Linked DNA regions of Homo sapiens: region 1 is linked to region 2. A link is a loop called in an ENCODE intact Hi-C map of the cell type or tissue named here. Cell type or tissue: CD4-positive, alpha-beta T cell. All regions are shown on one strand. Each heading gives the region's core, and the rest is flanking DNA. Links, peaks and the distances in the headings are about the cores only. Region 1 has its middle 84 kb from the start of LINC01987. Region 2 has its middle 37 kb from the start of LINC01987.

Region 1 (8,326 bases), core at 135-8,134, 48 kb after region 2:
TGTGTGCTCTTCCTCCCCAAGACCCATAACCTCCATCTAATCATAAGAAAAACATCCGACAACCCCCAATAGAGGAACATTCTACAAAATGCCTGACCAGGAATCCACACGACTGTTGAGGTCACCAAAAATAAGGAAAGACTGAGAAACTGTCACAGCCAAGAGGAGTCTAAGGAGATGAAGCCTGAGTGTCATGCGGGGTCCTGGATGGGCTCCTGGGACAGGAAAAGGACAGTAGGTAAAAACTAGGGAAGTCTGAATAAATTATAGGCTTGAGTGAATAATAATGTGCCAATATGGATTAATTAATTGTGACAAATGTACCAGAATAATATCAGATGCTAATGAGGGTGTAGGCATTACCCTGCTAAACCAGCAACCTCAGAGTTTCCAGGGTTGGCTGCAGAAGGAGGCCCTGCATACAGGTAAGGCCAACGCAGTCCTGCAGGAGATTCTTAATCTCATCGATTTTAGGCCTGACCATGGGCCTTTAGACATTGCTTCTCAAGGTAGATCTTGGCCTTAAAGTGGATGCTGACCCTTCCAGGCCCTGCAAAGAGCACGCCATGAGACGCCAGTGTGCTTTTGAACGTGCACCTAGGCCTCCAAGGGGCAGCCATGGTTTTCCAGCGGGGATTCTGCCTTGGCAACCTCCAGGAGCACCTGCCACGGCTGGGCTCTGGGTCCTAAGGTGCAGGGATCACCCTGAAAGTGTAGCGGCCATGAGGGTGGTGGGGGCAGGAGCTCGTGCAGGAGAGTGAAAACCAAGGATGTGCAACTGCTTGCAAAGCAGAAAGTGCACTAACACACATGGAAATCCGCACAGCCATCTCCAGCTTGCACGAAAGTACACTAAACACACAGAAATCCGCACGGCCATCTCCAGCTTGCACGAAAGTACACTAAACACACGGAAATCCGCACGGCCATCTCCAGCTTGCACGAAAGTACACTAAACACACGGAAATCCGCACGGCCATCTCCAGCTTGCACGAAAGTACACTAAACACACGGAAATCCGCACGGCCATCTCCAGGTTGCACAAAAGTGCACTAACACACACAGAAATCCGCACAGCCATCTCCAGCTTGCACAAAAGTACACTAAATACACGGAAATCCACACAGCCATCTCCAGCTTGCACAATTGTGCCTCTTTTTAAAACACATATTTGTTTAAAATTAGCCGGACGTGGTGGCACATGCCTGTAATCCCAGCTACTCAGGAGGCTGAGACAGGAGAATTGCTTGAACCCGGGAGGCGGAGGTTGCAGTGAGTAGAGATGGCGCCATTGCACTCCAGCCGGGACAATAGAGCAAGACTCTATCTCAAATATGTTTTTATTCTTTTCTGTATTTTCCAGAATGAGGACAGATTTCCCTTAAGGTCAGACCCCTGCCCCGCAAAAGCTTTCTTTTTATTTTTTGAGACAGAGTCTTGCTCTGTCACCCAGGGTGGACTGCAGTGGCATGATCTCAGCTCATTGCAACCTCCACCTCCTGGGTTCAAGCGATTCTCCTGCCTCAGCCTCCCCAGTAGCTGGGATTACAGGCGCTTGTCACCATGCCCAGCTAATTTTTGTATTTTTAGTAGAGACAGGGTTTCACCATATTGGCCAGGCTGGTCTCGAACTCCTGACCTCAGGTGATCTGCCCACCTTGGCCTCCCAAAGTGCTGGGATTATAGATGTGAGCCACCGTGCCCGGCCAAGCTTTCTTTTTTTATATAAAGCTATGGTTAAAAATGTCTTTTTCACCATTCACATCTTTGGGTAAGAATGTTAACTGTGAAACAGAGGACTGTGAATGCAGTGTAGTGTCTGTCTGTCTCTGTCACTCCCACACGTCCTCCCAACAAGGTTAGTTAAACATGCGAGCTTTAGGTGGCTGCCCTACTAAACCTCTTTTCTCAAAGGAGATGAAGGCCTGTTTTCAATATGTTTGTGAAACAGAAAGGACTTCCTTTCACCAGCCTGAACACAAGCAAAATTCAGATGTATTTCTCCATAGAAGAGAAGCTGTCACCCGGAGTGGCATCACCCCCACCCCCAGCCCCTCGGTGTCTGTCTCCCGCTGTGTCCACCCAGAGTTTCCCACGGCAGACAGTGCCTACCAAGCTCCAGGGGCACCTAGGGAGACGGCCACCAGCTCTGAGGACCCCACAGACAGAAAATCCCCCAATTATTAGGAAATGTAGGTCCCCTGGCCCTCCCCACCGTGCCCACTCGGAACCCGGCCTCGGGTACCCTGGGCCTCATTCCTAGCTTGCCTCCAATGCTGATGGTTTTCACGCCCTGATTGTCATCTCCCGAGTGTCTCTTTAGGATTGGGAGCCACAAGTCACCATAGAGGAGGAGCATGGCTCTGGGATCCCATCTCTGTGCCTGGTTCCTGTACAGTCTTTGAATAAGCCTCTGATGGCCTCTGGGACCCTCCTTTCCCCTTCCCAGGGCTCGGAGCCCTGCTGTACTGGAGCCTTTAGGAATGTGACATTGTTTTGGCCAGGGTTACTTCCTGCAACTACAAAACCCCCCAAAGGAAACAGTAAACCAGCCGCAAAGTTGCAGCGTCCTTAGATGCCACTGCTGGGCAGGGGGGGTGGTGGTGGAGGAGAAGCCTCGTCACCCAGGATGAAATAAGAGCCTGGTGGTTTAGATGGGGGAGGAGGGAAGGGAAGAAAAGTCTTTCTGGGCCATTTCACTCCTCTTTAAGTACAGAAGCTTAGGCTAAAAGAGCATTTCACGGGGCTGAGCTGTGGCCCCGGGGGACCCCGGCTGCCCCCGGAAGGGCTCTCGCCCCGCGGCGTCCCCTCCCGAGTCCCATGCAGGGACGTCAAAGTGAAGCCTTCACCATCATCACCCAAAAAGAACGTGTGCAAGATGTGACCGTTTGTCACCGAGATGGAGTATATGATATGAACCATGGCAAACACCGTAATGACTAATTTCAAACATTTATTACAATTCTTGAGAGACTTGAAAGCTGTCCCCGCTCTTGATTTTAATAAATGCAGTCTTGAAGCAGCCGCTTATCAAAGTGACACAAATTGTGTGGTAAATAGATTATGGCACAGCTGAAATACTGGAAAATGAGATCAGAAATGCTCCTTCTCCTCCATTTAAAACTCCCCGAGATCCTTCAGCCTGAGCCGCAGGGCGAGGCAGCCACCGGGAGCGTGGAGGTGAGAGGATTAGCCCCCAGCGGAGGCAGCTTTTCATCTGCTGCTCACTGAGGCCCCCTGCAGCAGAGCCCGGGAGGCCAGGGTGCCTTCTTCTTGCCCCGGCCCAGCTGGGATGGGGGTCCCAGAATGGGGGAGGAAGGAGAAGGTGGGTCTTGGGTGGGGGCTGAAGCTGGAAGGGGATACTGGTCAGGGGGCTATGGGCACTGACTCACCCGGGGAAGCTCCGCTAGAAAATGCCCCCACCCCCATCTTTTATGCCTCCCTAGCACAGGTTCAATGACTAGCGGATTCCTACTCCCTTCAGCGGTTGGCAGCTCCTGGGCTCTGAGTCTCTCTCCAATCCCTGTCTCCTGGAGCACCTGCCATGTGCCGGGCATAGTGCTAGAGGCTTGGCACACACAGATGGGCAGGGCCAGGCAGATGTTCTTAAGGGGCTTCCAGTCTGGAGGGGGAGGCTGACTTACACACAGTGACATGCTGGGCCTGCCTGGACGTTGGCCAGAGGTAACAGAAGATCCTGGGCAGCCGACCCAGCGCTGTGGGGTGTCTCCTGGCCAGATGGCCTGTGTCCTTGGACCCTGCCCTGCCCAGGATCCCAGGCCCCTTGTCCAGGCTGCCTCCCTCACTCTTCCCTCTGAAGACAGACTGACCAGAGGAAGGTCCCCAGCTTCCCAAAAGGGCAAGGAAATGGGGGGACCCTCTCCTCTGTTCTCCTTAAATCCCTGAACCCAGGAATGGTTGAGACTTGCAGGTTCACAGGACTCATTCACCGCAGGTGGTTCCCTCCTAAAGGGAGGATGCAGTTAGAATCCGTCCTGTGAGCTGTTGCTTAGCACATCCATGAAAAGGCAAATACATGGCCTCTGTGTAGATGCAGGCAGCCACCCTTCCTCGCAAGGACAGCGGCTTCAGGGAGAGCTCCACGGCGCTTTCCAGGAACCTCCATATCAGAATTACAGGAGCAGTGTGGCGTCCCAGAACCTCATTGGTAACTAATTGCCAATGTAACTAGACACATGCTGTTCATCAATGCCAATTAATATTCAAATAAAAAGCACGGCACGTCTATTTATGTGCAGTTTGATGTCCCTGTAAGAAGCCTCATTCTTCAGACTGCCTCCTCCCTCCCCTTCCCTGGGGGGAGGCCACCCCCTTTGCAGCAGTCACCACTGGGGAAGGTGTTCACTGGAGATACTTTGTAGCTAAACTGTAACTCAGCCTCCTCCATGGCCACAGCTGCTCCTGGATCTGGGCACTGGACAAGGTGGCCACCCAACCTCCTCTTGATCAATTCTCCTTTCCTTGTACATCCAAGGACTCAGGACCCGCTCTGTGCTGTTTTTCACTCACAGAGAATGGGGTGGCGGTTTTGCCAAGCGCTTACTCAGGGCATGATAACTCTGAGGAGCAATTCCTATCTGTTTTTAAAAAGTAGGCATTGAATTAAGATATTAAATCATTTATATATTTATACCCAAGTTCATAGATATTAAATTTTACTATTTATTAAATGTTAATCATTCATTAGGTTTCTCAAATTAAACATCAAACCTCTAACAAATTAAATTTAAATAATTAAGTCTATTATTAGAGAGAGAGATTGCCGAGATGGAGGTGGAAGGAAATGCATTCCAGAAACTATTTTTTTTTTTTTAGTCAAAAGAGCACAGGGCCTTGTTATCTCCATGATACATATGGGGAATGGAAGACATGGGAAGTCAGAGGATTTGACCTTGGCCGCCATGCTAATGTAGCTCTGAGCTGGGCTGCAAACCCGCACCTGGTAATGTCCAGGATCCAGTCCGCTGTTTGGACCACACAGAGTATGTTGGATCTTTATGATATGAGGACAGGAGGGTTTGTCAGGCCAGGTTACAGACAGGATGCAAAATACGCTCATTTCCCAGGAGGAAAGGAGGTGAGGAGATGGGGTATTGCGTAGAGGGAACAAACACAGGTGGGGTCCCACAGAGGGAACAGTGGGTACCCAGGGAAGAGAAGAGGGTACCCAACACCCAAGGAGGGCGTGAAGGAGAGGGCAGGTAGAGACAGAACCGGAACATAGACCAGCCGCAGCACCTCAGAGGCTGGGGCACCCCCGTGGAGCTCACTCCTCTGCAGGCCTGTAGCGGGTAGAATGGTGCCCCCAAACCCGTATGTTCATATCCTAATCCCCAGAACCTGTGAATGTGACTGTATTTGGGAAAAGGGTCTTTGAGGATGTAGTGAAGTATCTCAGATGAGATCCTCCTAGATTATCTCAATGACAAATGTCCTTATAAGAAACTCAAGAGGGGTGGGCAAGGTGGCTCACACCTGTAATCTCAGCACTTTGGGAGGCCGAAGCTGGTGGATCACCTGAGGTCAGGAGCTCGAGACCAGCCTGACCAACATGGTAAAACCCTGTCTCTACTAAAAATACAAAATCAGCTGGGTGTAGTGGTGGGCACCTGTAATCTCAGCTACTTGGGAGACTGAGGCAGGAGAATCGCTCAAACCCAGGAGGCAGAGGTTGCAGTGAGCCGAGATCGCGCCACTGCACTCCAGCCTGGGCAATAAGAGTGAAATTCCGTCCCAAGAAAAAATAAAAATAAAAATAAAAAAGAAACTCAAGAAGAGAAGAACAGAGAGAAGAAGAGAAGGGCGCATAAAGACAGAGGCAGAGGTTGGAATGGTGCCACCACAGTGCGGGAATCAAGATGACCACCAGAAGCTGGAAGAGGCAGAGAACAGAATCCCCTAGGGCCTCTGCCAGGAGCACGACCCTGATGACCTCTTGATTTCAGACTCCCAACCTCAGCACTGTGAGAAGGGACACTGCTGTTGTTCTACGCCACCCAGTTTGTAGGAATTTGTTACAGCAGCCCTAGGAAGCTAATACAATGCCAATGGAACTTGCCTGTTCCCTCTGTGACAATGTCATGGAAAGATGCTGCAGGGAGGCCCTGCCCCCACCCCAGCTATGCCAGGCTCTGCTTGGCCCATTCCTCTGCAAAAGGATGCAGCACCGTGCTTGGGGCACTCACCATCCAATCAGCAGGGAGGGAGGGGGCCTACCTGACTTGTTGGGGCAGGGCCGGTGTGGAGGAAGGAGTTGCTCTCTCTACCACTCAGATTCAGGCCAGTGACAGACAGCATGGACAGCCACAGACAGGCTGTGATTTTTAAAAAATTCTACCCATGGAAATCCAAACTTATACGGACATGGGTTGGTCATGGTTAATCCTATCGTAAAATGATTCTTCACTTTACAACCAGCTGCTGCTGCCACTCCTCTTCCTCCTCCTCCTCCTTCCCTTCCTCCTCCTCCTCCTCCTGTTCCTTGTCCTCCTCCTCTTCCTCTCCTCCTCTTCCTCCTCCTTCTTCTTTGTCTTCGTCTTTGTCTTCATCTTCGTCTTCCTTGATAGGGTCTTGCTCTGTCACCCAGGCTGGAGTACAGTGGCATAATCACAGCTCATTGCAGCCATGAAGTCCTGGGCTCAGGGAATCCTCCTGCCTTAACCTGGGATTACAGGTGTGAGACACCACATTTGGCTAATTTTTAATTTTTAATTTTGTAGAGATGGGGTCTTGCTCTGTTGCCCAGGCTGATCTCCAACTCCTGGCCTCAAGTGATCCTCCCACCTCAGCCTCCTAAAGCACTGGCATTGCAGGTGTGAGCCACGGTGCTGCACCGCAAGCAGCTTCTTCTAAACAGAAGACCCTTTGGTCCATTTCAAGTATCGATGGATTTTGCTGATCACTTGCTGAGGCAGCTTTCACCCCTTCAGGGGTCACTCCCCGGCTGCATTTCCACCCTTAGGTTCAAGCCTGAACAGATCGCCCAGCCTCCAGGCAAAGCTACATCTCCCCTTCTGCCCTGCTCATCCTCCTGGCATCCTGGCCCTCATTGGCCTCCCAGCTCTAGGCTCTGCCCACTGTGTCCCACAATCCAGGATGCCACTGTCTTGCTCAAAGCCCTAAACTTCCTCACTGCCAAACAAACTCAGCACACACTCAACCACCTGCCATGCAAAGCCATGCAGACATGGCCTCAGCAACCTTTCTGGTCTTTTCTCCACCTGCACCCATGTAGACTCAGAGCTCCAGGCATGCTGAGCACAATAGAGACCTCTGGCTGTAGTCTAAGTGCTCCCCAGCGCTCCCCCGGCCCTGGCTCCTGCTCTTACCCTCTCCTGGAGGAATGCCTTCCCTCCCTTGACTTCTAGTACTTGCAGCCCGGTCACAGTACAAGGTTCACCTCCAATGAGATCTCTCCCACAAGGTCTCTTCAGTCTCCCTCAGAAGGATATGACCCTCCCCATGGAACTCTTCCCACCCCCACCACCGCCCACACACGCACATGGAATTTGCTCCCAGGGTCCTCTTTGCACTCCGTATATGACACCTTCATTCAGCTTCTTTGCTGCAGAGGACACATCTCATGGTGCACAGAGTGCAGACTTCGGGGTCAGAAGACCCAGTGCCAACCCCCATCCTGCATTTAAGCTGCAAGGGCTACCTTAAGCCACTTTGACACCCTCGGCTTCAGTCACCAGCTTAGACTACGGGCTGGTCTAGACCAGCGGCTTTCAACTTCTCTTTGGCTGTAGAATCTAATCTTCAAATAAAATCTTACGCGAGGAAGGAAAGATCTATTATCTCACCTGTGTGTCCCATCTTCCTCCGGCCCCACCCAGGTCCACCCCAGCCCATTTCAAAGGGAAAGAGCTTTGTCTCTGCCTCTCCCCAGCTCCACCTTCCTGCCTCTATGCCCTGCCTCCTGGGAGAGGTTCCCTCCCACCTAGCTCCTGGCCTCCTGGGGAGTGGAACTGGAAAGAGGAGGAGAGAGGCACTGGACCAAAGGAAATAAAGGAAATAGATCTTATGTGGGGAGTCAGTTCCTGGGCTTCTGTTGTGGAGAATCCAGGTCATTGGTGATGTAAAAAGGGAAAGTGAAAAAGGAGCTGGAGAGGCCAGGTGAAGTGACTTATGCCTGTAATCCCAGCACTTAGAGAGGCCGAGGCAGGAGGATCACTTGAGGTCAGGAGTTCAAGACCAGCCTGGCCAACGTGGTGAAACCCCGTCTCTCCTAAAAATACAAAAATTAGCCAGGTATGGTGGTGGGCACCTGTAATCCCAGCTACTCGGGAGGCAGAGGCAGGAG
Region 2 (8,326 bases), core at 132-8,131:
TCAGCCCCCGGGGACTTCCGGGATCCTGGCTCTACTCCAGGTCATCCTGTACTGGGCTGAATCGTGAACCTGTGAATTCATGTCCTCCCAGAACCTGAGAATGCAGCCTTGTTGGAAATAGGGTCTTTGCAGGTGTGATTAAGGTAAGGATGGAGATGAGGTCATCCTGGGTTAGGGTGGGCCCTAAATCCAATGAGAGCGTCCTGGCAAGAAACAGGAATGAAGACCCAGAGACACACGGGCAAATCCAGGTGAAGCAGCAGCAGATTGGAGCCATGCGAAGGACGCCAAGGATCCCCGGGAGCCCCAGATCCGGGAGAGGGGCCTGGGATAGGTTCTCCCTCAGAGCCTCAGTGGGAACCAGCCCTGCCGACACCTTGATTTCTCCCCTCTGCTTCCAGAACTGGGAGAGGAAAAATGTCTGTCACTTTAAGTGGCCCGGTTTGTGGATCTGTGTCCCAGCATCCCGGGGAAAGTGGAGCATCATCTTCCCTTCCTCCAGGAGACTGACAAGATCCATCCACAGAGAGACCAGGAAGGAGAATCCACCCAGATGGTGAATGTTAAGATCCCAGGCATGAAAGGGTCCAGGTCCAGCCACACCCCAGATTCGTTGCCGAAGAAAGGCCGGAAGCTTCCAGAGCAGTTACAGTCTTCTCTCCCCTGGGCCCCTCAGTGGGAGGGTGATGGTGGCCAGGCAGCCACCTCCTGGGGCCCGGTGTGGTTGATGCTCCTCACTCCTGGTGCGCAGAAGATGGAGCTGGCAGCCCAGGACCCGGGAGGTGCCCTCAGGTGCAGAAAAGGGCTTTTCCTCCCCATGTGTGCACCTTTGACCTGTTGAAGCCAGAGTAGGAGGCAGGGGTCACATCTGTCCCTGCCTTAAAAGCCCTCCTGCCCCACCTGCCTTATCCCACCCTGGCAGGGCCCCTGGGAGCCTGATAGGGGCTAAGCTGCTCTCAGGTGGGCTGCAAGCTGGGCTGCTTGATGAGAGCAAGGCCCTTTGCTGGGAGTGGAAGGGAGTCAGGGCGGGGAGGCCCATAGGAGCCACTTGCTCTGAGCCACAAGGGGTTGTGGGTTTGGGTCCTCTGAGAAGCAGGTGCCAGGAATGAATTGGATGTCCATGAGACTTGTTGCAGGGAAATGTCTGTGAAGGAGAAAGGAAAGAGAGCAGGAAGAGTTTCCTTCCATGATGCAGGACCAGCCTGTGCAGGGAGTGGGGAGGGAAGGAGGCCTGGGAGGAAGAGCCTCACAGAAAGCCCCAGTCGGCAGGTGGGAGCCCAGAGCAGAGACTGCCTGAGGGGTGGGGGATCCTCCTGGGGCAAGAGTGGCCATCTCTGGTGTTCCCAAGCTTCTGCGTGGGCTGGGAGCTGGGTGGGGTGTCGAGGCTCTGCAGACTGCACCCCTCCCTAGAGGGCTCCTCTGGGAAGAAGGTGAGTGGGGAGCACCCACAGGGCAGCTACAAGAGCCAGGGAAGAAAGGGGATGCTGGATAGGATGGTGGCACTGTATGAGCCCGTTCTCACACTGCTAGAAAGAACTACCTGAGATAGGGTAATTTATAAAGAAAACAGGTTTAATGGACTCACAGTTCTGCATGAATGGGGAGACCTCAGGAAACTTACAGTCATGATGGAGGCAAAGGGGGAGCAAAGCATGTCTTATATGGCAGCAGGAGAGATTGAGAGTGAGGCGGGAAGTGTCATACTTTAAACCGTCAGATCTCGTGAGAACTCCCTCACTTTCACGAGAACAGCATGAAGGAAATCCACCCCCATGATCTAGTCACCTCCCTCCAGGTCCCTCCCCTGACATGAGGGGATTACAATTCAAGATGAGATTTGAGTGGGAACACAGAGCCAAACCATATCAGGCACCCCCCTGCTTTCTCCTGCTCTTCATGCTCCTAGGTCCCCCTCGGCCAAGGTCCTTCCCTCGCTTCCCAGGGGGCAGACGAGGATGCTGTCTCCACCGCAGGCTTCTCTCCCTCCTGAGAGCCAGCACCTGCCTCATCCGAAATCGCCAGCCCTGAGTTTCCTCTCCTCCTCCTCCCACAACCCACCCTCCTCCTTCTCCAGGCACCTCTGTTTCTGAGGCTGGTTCTTCTCCAGCCTCACTTGTTATTTCAATTTCTTCTCTTCATTTCCCCTAATTTCACATATTTTCAGAGAGAGTCGAGGAAATGAGAAACACTGTCATCTTCAACGTGAGCTTTGATAGAGACGAGAACAGGTTTGATTTTTTGTTTTTCTGTGAAAGGCTACAGAGCGGAGGAGGGAGGATGCCTTAGCGTGCATTCCATGTGGGAGCAGCCTGGGGGCCTTGCTCTCCGATCTGGCAAAGCCCAGCCTGAGAGCTGCCCCAGTTGGCCCAGGATCCTGCGCAGACCTTTGAGGACAAATAATACATCTACCTAATGGCCGGGCAGCCACTTTTCCCCGCGCTGGCACCTTGGGGCCGCCCCACTGAAAAACCCTCCTCTGTTCCTGTTCTGGAGGTCATTCATGACCAGTCAGCACCCATCTACGTCCCCATCCATGTGTCCCTGTGCCAGGGGGGGTGGGACTGGCAGCAGAGCAAGTTGGTCCCAGCCCTGGGGTGGGCTTCTGGCAGATCAAGGGTTCAAACCCTGCAGACTGCTGCAGGTCACAGAAGCAGGGGCAGCAGTGTGAGATGAAACAGGTGGAAAGAGAAAGGTCCCAAGAACTGTTCTCCTGGTCCTGCTGTGAAGCTCTCTCGCAGGGTTGGGAAGTCAAGGTGGGTGTGATTGCCAAGTTTGTTTTCTAACTTCCCACCGTGACAGGGCAGCCGTTACAGGACCAAATGACTTTCTTCACACCACCGAGGAAAACACACATGAACACCCCCAGGCTCCCCCGTCAGTGGGGGAGTGAAATTCCCAGTCATGCTGGCATCCAGCAGGGCAGTCTGTGTTGCTGGGACTGCTTGGTTGCATTCACTCCAGCTCACATTCGGGTGACTTTGAGCTCAAGGGACCTGCAGAAATAATTGTGTGTGTCTTAAGTTGGGTCCCTGTTGGGCATCGGGTGGCGGAAGGGCAAGCACCTTGAAGAAGGGGAGGTGGGTGCACGTGTACACAAATGCACACAACAGAACAGGGACCAGAGGGGCAGAACCACATCCTGCACTCAGGATCTCCCAGGCTGATACCGAAAATATGAATCCACCCAACAGCAGGACCTTTACAAAAAAAAAAAAAAAAAAAAAAAAAAAAAAAAAACTAGGGCAGGTGACTCATGCCCTGGGGCCCAAACAACACATCCATGACACACTGCTAAGCTTGGCCTCGCTTCCCTCCTCTCCAGAGGGCTAAATCACGAGGCTCTCTGCAAAGAAAACCCTGGGCCTTGGGAGAAAGACGGCACCTTCCTCAACTCCAGGTGACCCTTGAACAACATGGGTTTGAACTGCATGGTCCACTTATGCACAGATTTCCTTCCATCTCTGCCACCTGCGAGACAGCAAGACCTACCCCTCCTCATCCTCCTCTTCAGCCTCCTCAATGTAAAGACAAGAAGGGTGAAGACCTTTATGATGATCCGCTTCCACCTAATGAGTAAATATGTTTTCTGTCCCTTATCATCTTCTTTATAACATTTTCTTTTCTCCAGCTTACTTTATCATAAGAATGCAGTAACATATAACTTACAAAATAAAATACACATAATGACATACAAAATATGTGTTCATTGACTGTTCTCAGTAAGGCTTCTGGTCAACAGCAGGCTATTCGTAGTTAAGTTTTAGGAGAGTCAAAAGTTACACATGGGTTTTTGAGTTACACAACACTGAGGGCAGTGGTGTGGGAGGCCCACGCCTTCAACACGTGGGCCTGATGTCCCTGTCCCTGCCTCAGCTCCCACTGGACACGTCTGCCGATTCTTTGACAATTGCTAAGTGTTGGGCCCTTGCCGGCCACTGTGACGGGGGTAGGGACGGGGGTAGGGACAACGAGATGGAGCCGATGCTTAGGGCACCGCCTTTCAGGAGCCTAGGGGCCCCGGGGAGAGCCCTGCACACCTTCTGTCCCCTGCAGCCAGCACACCTGGCATCACGCTCACCTTCCCCACTTAACCAGCCCCCTCCTCAGACTCCCGGGCAGTCACTGCTACCACCTGCTTCCTCACCCCGCAGGTTCAGACCCTGGAGTTGTCACTGACGCTTCCCTTGCCCTCCCCAGTGCCCAGGTCTGGGCAGCCCCAGCCCTGGTTCCCACGCTCTTCACCCCTCTCCATGCATCCGTCTTTTCCATGCCTCCTGCTGCCACCCTGGTCACACTCTCCTCTCTCTGACCTGGACTTCCAGCTGCCCTCCCTGCCATCTCTGCTCCCCCAGGCCACCCTCTGCATGGGGCAAGCCCAGTGAGGGACAATGAGCGTAAACATACGTGCCCTGGTGTTGATGATGCATAGAATTAGGAAGGGCGATGAAGATTCCTCTTCCAAGCGTGTCCCTTGAACAAGGAATTGCACCTCACCCTGGTCATGAATGTGTAGCAAGGCAATGGGTGCCAAGTCCCCTGGGATTCAGCTGCAACCCAGGCCAGCTGTGTGCCCTTGGGCAAGTCACGCCTCTCTCTGAGTCTCAGTTCCCCCTAGGACATTAAGGGGGATGAGTGTGGGGGCTTTCAGTAGCTTTGTTCAGTTTGCATCCTCTACATCTATGCCTTAGTTGTCTGCATTTTCCTGGCTCCAACCTGCTTCTAAGCGGGTATCTGGGAACAGAAAGAAAGAGGAGAGGAAGGAGGGGTCCTCACTCCTGATAAGCTGCAGTGGCAGCATCAGCCTTCAGGGCAAGGGGGCATCTGGCGGGGCAGTGGTCTCAGGAAGACATGAGGGGAAGCCCCCCCATCCGCCTGCATCCCATGGCTCCCCCGAGCTCTTGGCTCCTGGGCAGAGGGGTTTCCTGGCTGCTTTCTTGTGCCTTCCACCTTTGAGGATGAATTCTTTCTCCACCTTTAAGCACATTGACAAGATTAATGCCATAATCGGGAGGGGCTGCCATGGAGGCTCAGGGGTCTCTGAGCAATAACTCCTAATTCAGAAATTTATCTAGGGCAGCAAAGACAAGGGCACTCCCCACCAGGACCGGCCCTGCCGGGAAGGAGAGGAGCAGGTCTGCAGGCTCACCGCCCGCCGAAACATCCGCTTTGCACATGCCTAATTATAACTTGGGTTGCTACAAACGGAAATGGACTAAACCCATTAAATCTATTTTTTCTCCCGTGGTGGGAGGGAGTATGGATTTCTTAAAGATAGAGAATTTAAATTAAGCTTTAAAACTGTGACTGAGCGAGATTTAATACTGACAATTAGCCTGGACAAACAGTTAATCGTCCTGGCGGGGTAATTTATATACGTTCCATGTGCCCACGAGGCAGACAGCACACTGCACTGCAAATTAGTGCAAGGAAAGAGGCTTCGCTCCTCCTCGAGCTGCAGCCTGGGGGGGCGGGGGCTGTTTAGAGCTTCCCATCCCAGTGGCCTGACGTGGCAGGAGCAGGGTGGGCTGTCCCATTTTACGGGGTCTGCCTGGCAGACAGCCACCCAGATGTCTCAGACCCTGGTCCCTGGAATGGGAGTGGTCAGTGCAGCTGTTTCAGGGCTTGGAAAGGGAAAATCTTGCCTCTTCCTTCCAGGGAGGACATGGCGTAGTAGGCGGAGCTCAGAATTCTTGGAGGGTTTATTTTCTTTTATTTTTAAGTTTATTTTTATTTTTTATTTTTTCTCACTCTGTCTCCCAGGCTGGAGGGCAGTGGCATGATCTCAGCTCACTGCAGCCTCTGCCTCCTAGGTTCCAGCGATTCTCGTGCCTCATCCTCCCGAGTAGCTGAAACTACAGGTGCATGCCACCACACCCAGCTAATTTTTTGTGTTTTTAGTAGAGATGAGGTTTCGCTATGTTGTCCAGGCTGATCTTGAACTCCTGACCTCAAATGATCCGCCTGCCTCTGCCTCCCAAAGTGTTGGGATTACAGGCGTGAGCCACCATGCCTGGCCTTATTTATATTTTTAATTTTTCTGGGTACGTGGTTGGTGTGCATATTTGTGGGGTACATGAGATGTTTGATACAGGCATGCAATAGGAAATACACACGCCATGGAGAGTGGGGTATCCATCCCCTCAAGCATTTATCTTTTGAGTGACAAACAATCCAATGACACTCTTTAAGTTATTTTAAAATGTACAATTAAGTTATTGTTGGCTATAGTCACCCTATTGTGCTATCAAATAGTAGGTCTTATTCAATTTTTCTTTTTTCTTTTTTGGCACCCATTCTGGCTGCTCTGGCCCTGGAGACCTGAGTGGGCTGAGCACTCACTTCTCCACTCTGAATGTCAGTCTCCTTGTCTGTAAAATGGGCTGAATGAGCTTGGTGCTCACTTCTCCACTCTGAATGTCAGTCTCCTTGTCTGTAAAATGGGCTGAATGAGCTTGGTGCTCACTTCTCCACTCTGAATGTCAGTCTCCTTGTCTGTAAAATGGGCTGAATGAGCTTGGTGCTCACTTCTCCACTCTGAATGTCAGTCTCCTTGTCTGTAAAATGGGCTGAATGAGCTTGGTGCTCACTTCTCCACTCTGAATCTCAGTCTCCTTTTCTGCAAAATGGGAAGCACTTGCTCATCAGAGTTCTTGGGATGGGTTGGACGCCAGGTGGAAGCGTCTATCTCAGAGCCTCAATGGATCCTGTTTGCTCATCACCTGGTTCCTCCTAAATGGAGAGCTCCCTTATGCTCTCAGAAGCCCCATGTGCCTGGTCCTCAGAGAGTGCCCATGAATGGGGGCTAAACAACTGACTTTCAGTGTTTATAATAGCTGCTGTATGCTTCCCAGACAACAGCCTTCTCTACCTGGAATAGATGCGTCCATTCGTGGCAATGTGGCATTGATTTTTTTTTTTTAAATACCACATTAGCAAGACTTCTAAAGAAAAGATCCCTGGCTTCCTCACATGGAACGGGGTCCAAGCCACAGCCATTTTTACCTCACGCCTCTCAAGGCTACACGATTCCCCTCCTAAGAACTTCAAATGCCTTTTTGTCCATATCACTCAGATTTGCAGATTTACTCTCCACATCCAACAGTTTTCCAGCTGCAATGATTTCTGTGGGTGGATGGGTGGGTGGGAGGGTGGAAAGGTGAGGGGAATTGATCTATACCCTTCCAGGGCTGCATTGATAGCAAAAGCCCCTAAAGAGTTGATTGGAGAGAGTGAGCAGGTGGATACCTGCCCTGTTCCTGTCTCCTTTGACTTTATTCCAGGAACTCTAGGGAGCAGAGAGCAGAGGGGAAGGCTGGGGGAGGTGGGTAGGGAGGCTGTTATTTCCTTAGCATGGGGCTGCTGGAGGATCGGCAGGGGGTGTGCTGGGCAGGAGATCATTCTGCAATGACGATGGGGGTGTCTCCTCTCACCGGCCCACCTGCATCCCCTGGGGGCTCCCTGTTACAACCTATGAGCCTGAGGGATATGACAGCAATAAAACCAACCCCTCCCACCCCCAGCCCCCTGAAGACTTCCGTTCCAGCAGAGAAGTCAGACAACAAAGCATCAGTCACATTTTAAGAAACAGTGATGGCAACTATTCGAAATAGCCAAAAGGTTGAAGGAACCCAACTGATGAATGGATAAACCCAATGTGACGAATCCACACGATGGCCACACGCGACGACACCAGTGGACCTTGAAAACACGCTCAGTGAAGGAAGCCCAGGTATAAAGGCCACATGTGGCCTGATCCCATTTATGTGAAATATCCACAGTCCTTGATTTTGATGGTGGAGCCGGAGGGGGACGTGGAACAAGGTCAGGGCGGGACCACGCCCATGGAACGCCAGGCATCTCTGCTTCGTCATGGGAGGAGAAAGCAAAACCAATCTTTCCTTCAAGGCTCCACTCCCCCGACCACCTCTCCAGCACGCCGCAAACACCTGAGAGGTCACAGTCACCTGGGCCACTTCTTCCATTCCCGTGGGACTGCTGGCTCCTGGCAGGGAGGGGTTGGTCTTGTCTACCTCTGAGTTATCCCTGCTGCCTTCATATATGAAGCGGCCAATAAATATCTCTAGGTGGGGTGAAAAATCCCTAGGGAAGCTGTGCCTATAATCCCAACACTTTGGGAGGCCCAGGCGGGTGGATCACTTGAGGCCAGGAGTATGAGACCAGACTGGTCAACATGGGGAAACCCCGTCTCTACTAAAAATAAACAAATTAGCAGGCATGGTGGCGCATACCTGTAATCTCAGCTACTAGGGAGGCTGAGGCAGGAGAATCGCTTGAACCAGGAAGGCAGAGGTTGCAGTGAGCTGAG

What was found. Peaks named below come from ENCODE experiments on the same cell type or tissue, not always from the same donor. Only the 100,000 strongest peaks of a DNase experiment are listed, where the experiment ranks them.
Region 1: a loop joins it to region 2, with 2.0 times the contacts of the local background. A loop is called at or near these places in 2 of 110 quality-filtered maps.

What each region holds. Positions count from the first base shown.
Region 1 is chr17:77,640,089-77,648,414 of GRCh38, reverse strand. No RefSeq gene overlaps it. Among named protein-coding and RNA genes, the nearest start is that of LINC01987, 84 kb to the left of the region's middle. RefSeq lists enhancers at 324-898, 2,274-2,837, 3,623-3,792. In CD4-positive, alpha-beta T cell, for the core only: a CTCF peak has its summit at 3,245; DNase peaks (open chromatin) are centred at 2,594 and 3,204; H3K4me3 peaks cover 858 bases.
Region 2 is chr17:77,687,625-77,695,950 of GRCh38, reverse strand. No RefSeq gene overlaps it. Among named protein-coding and RNA genes, the nearest start is that of LINC01987, 37 kb to the left of the region's middle. RefSeq lists enhancers at 1-542, 3,625-4,503, 4,504-5,383. In CD4-positive, alpha-beta T cell, for the core only: no CTCF peak of the experiment used is centred there; DNase peaks (open chromatin) are centred at 3,220 and 5,160; H3K4me3 peaks cover 782 bases; H3K27me3 peaks cover 518 bases.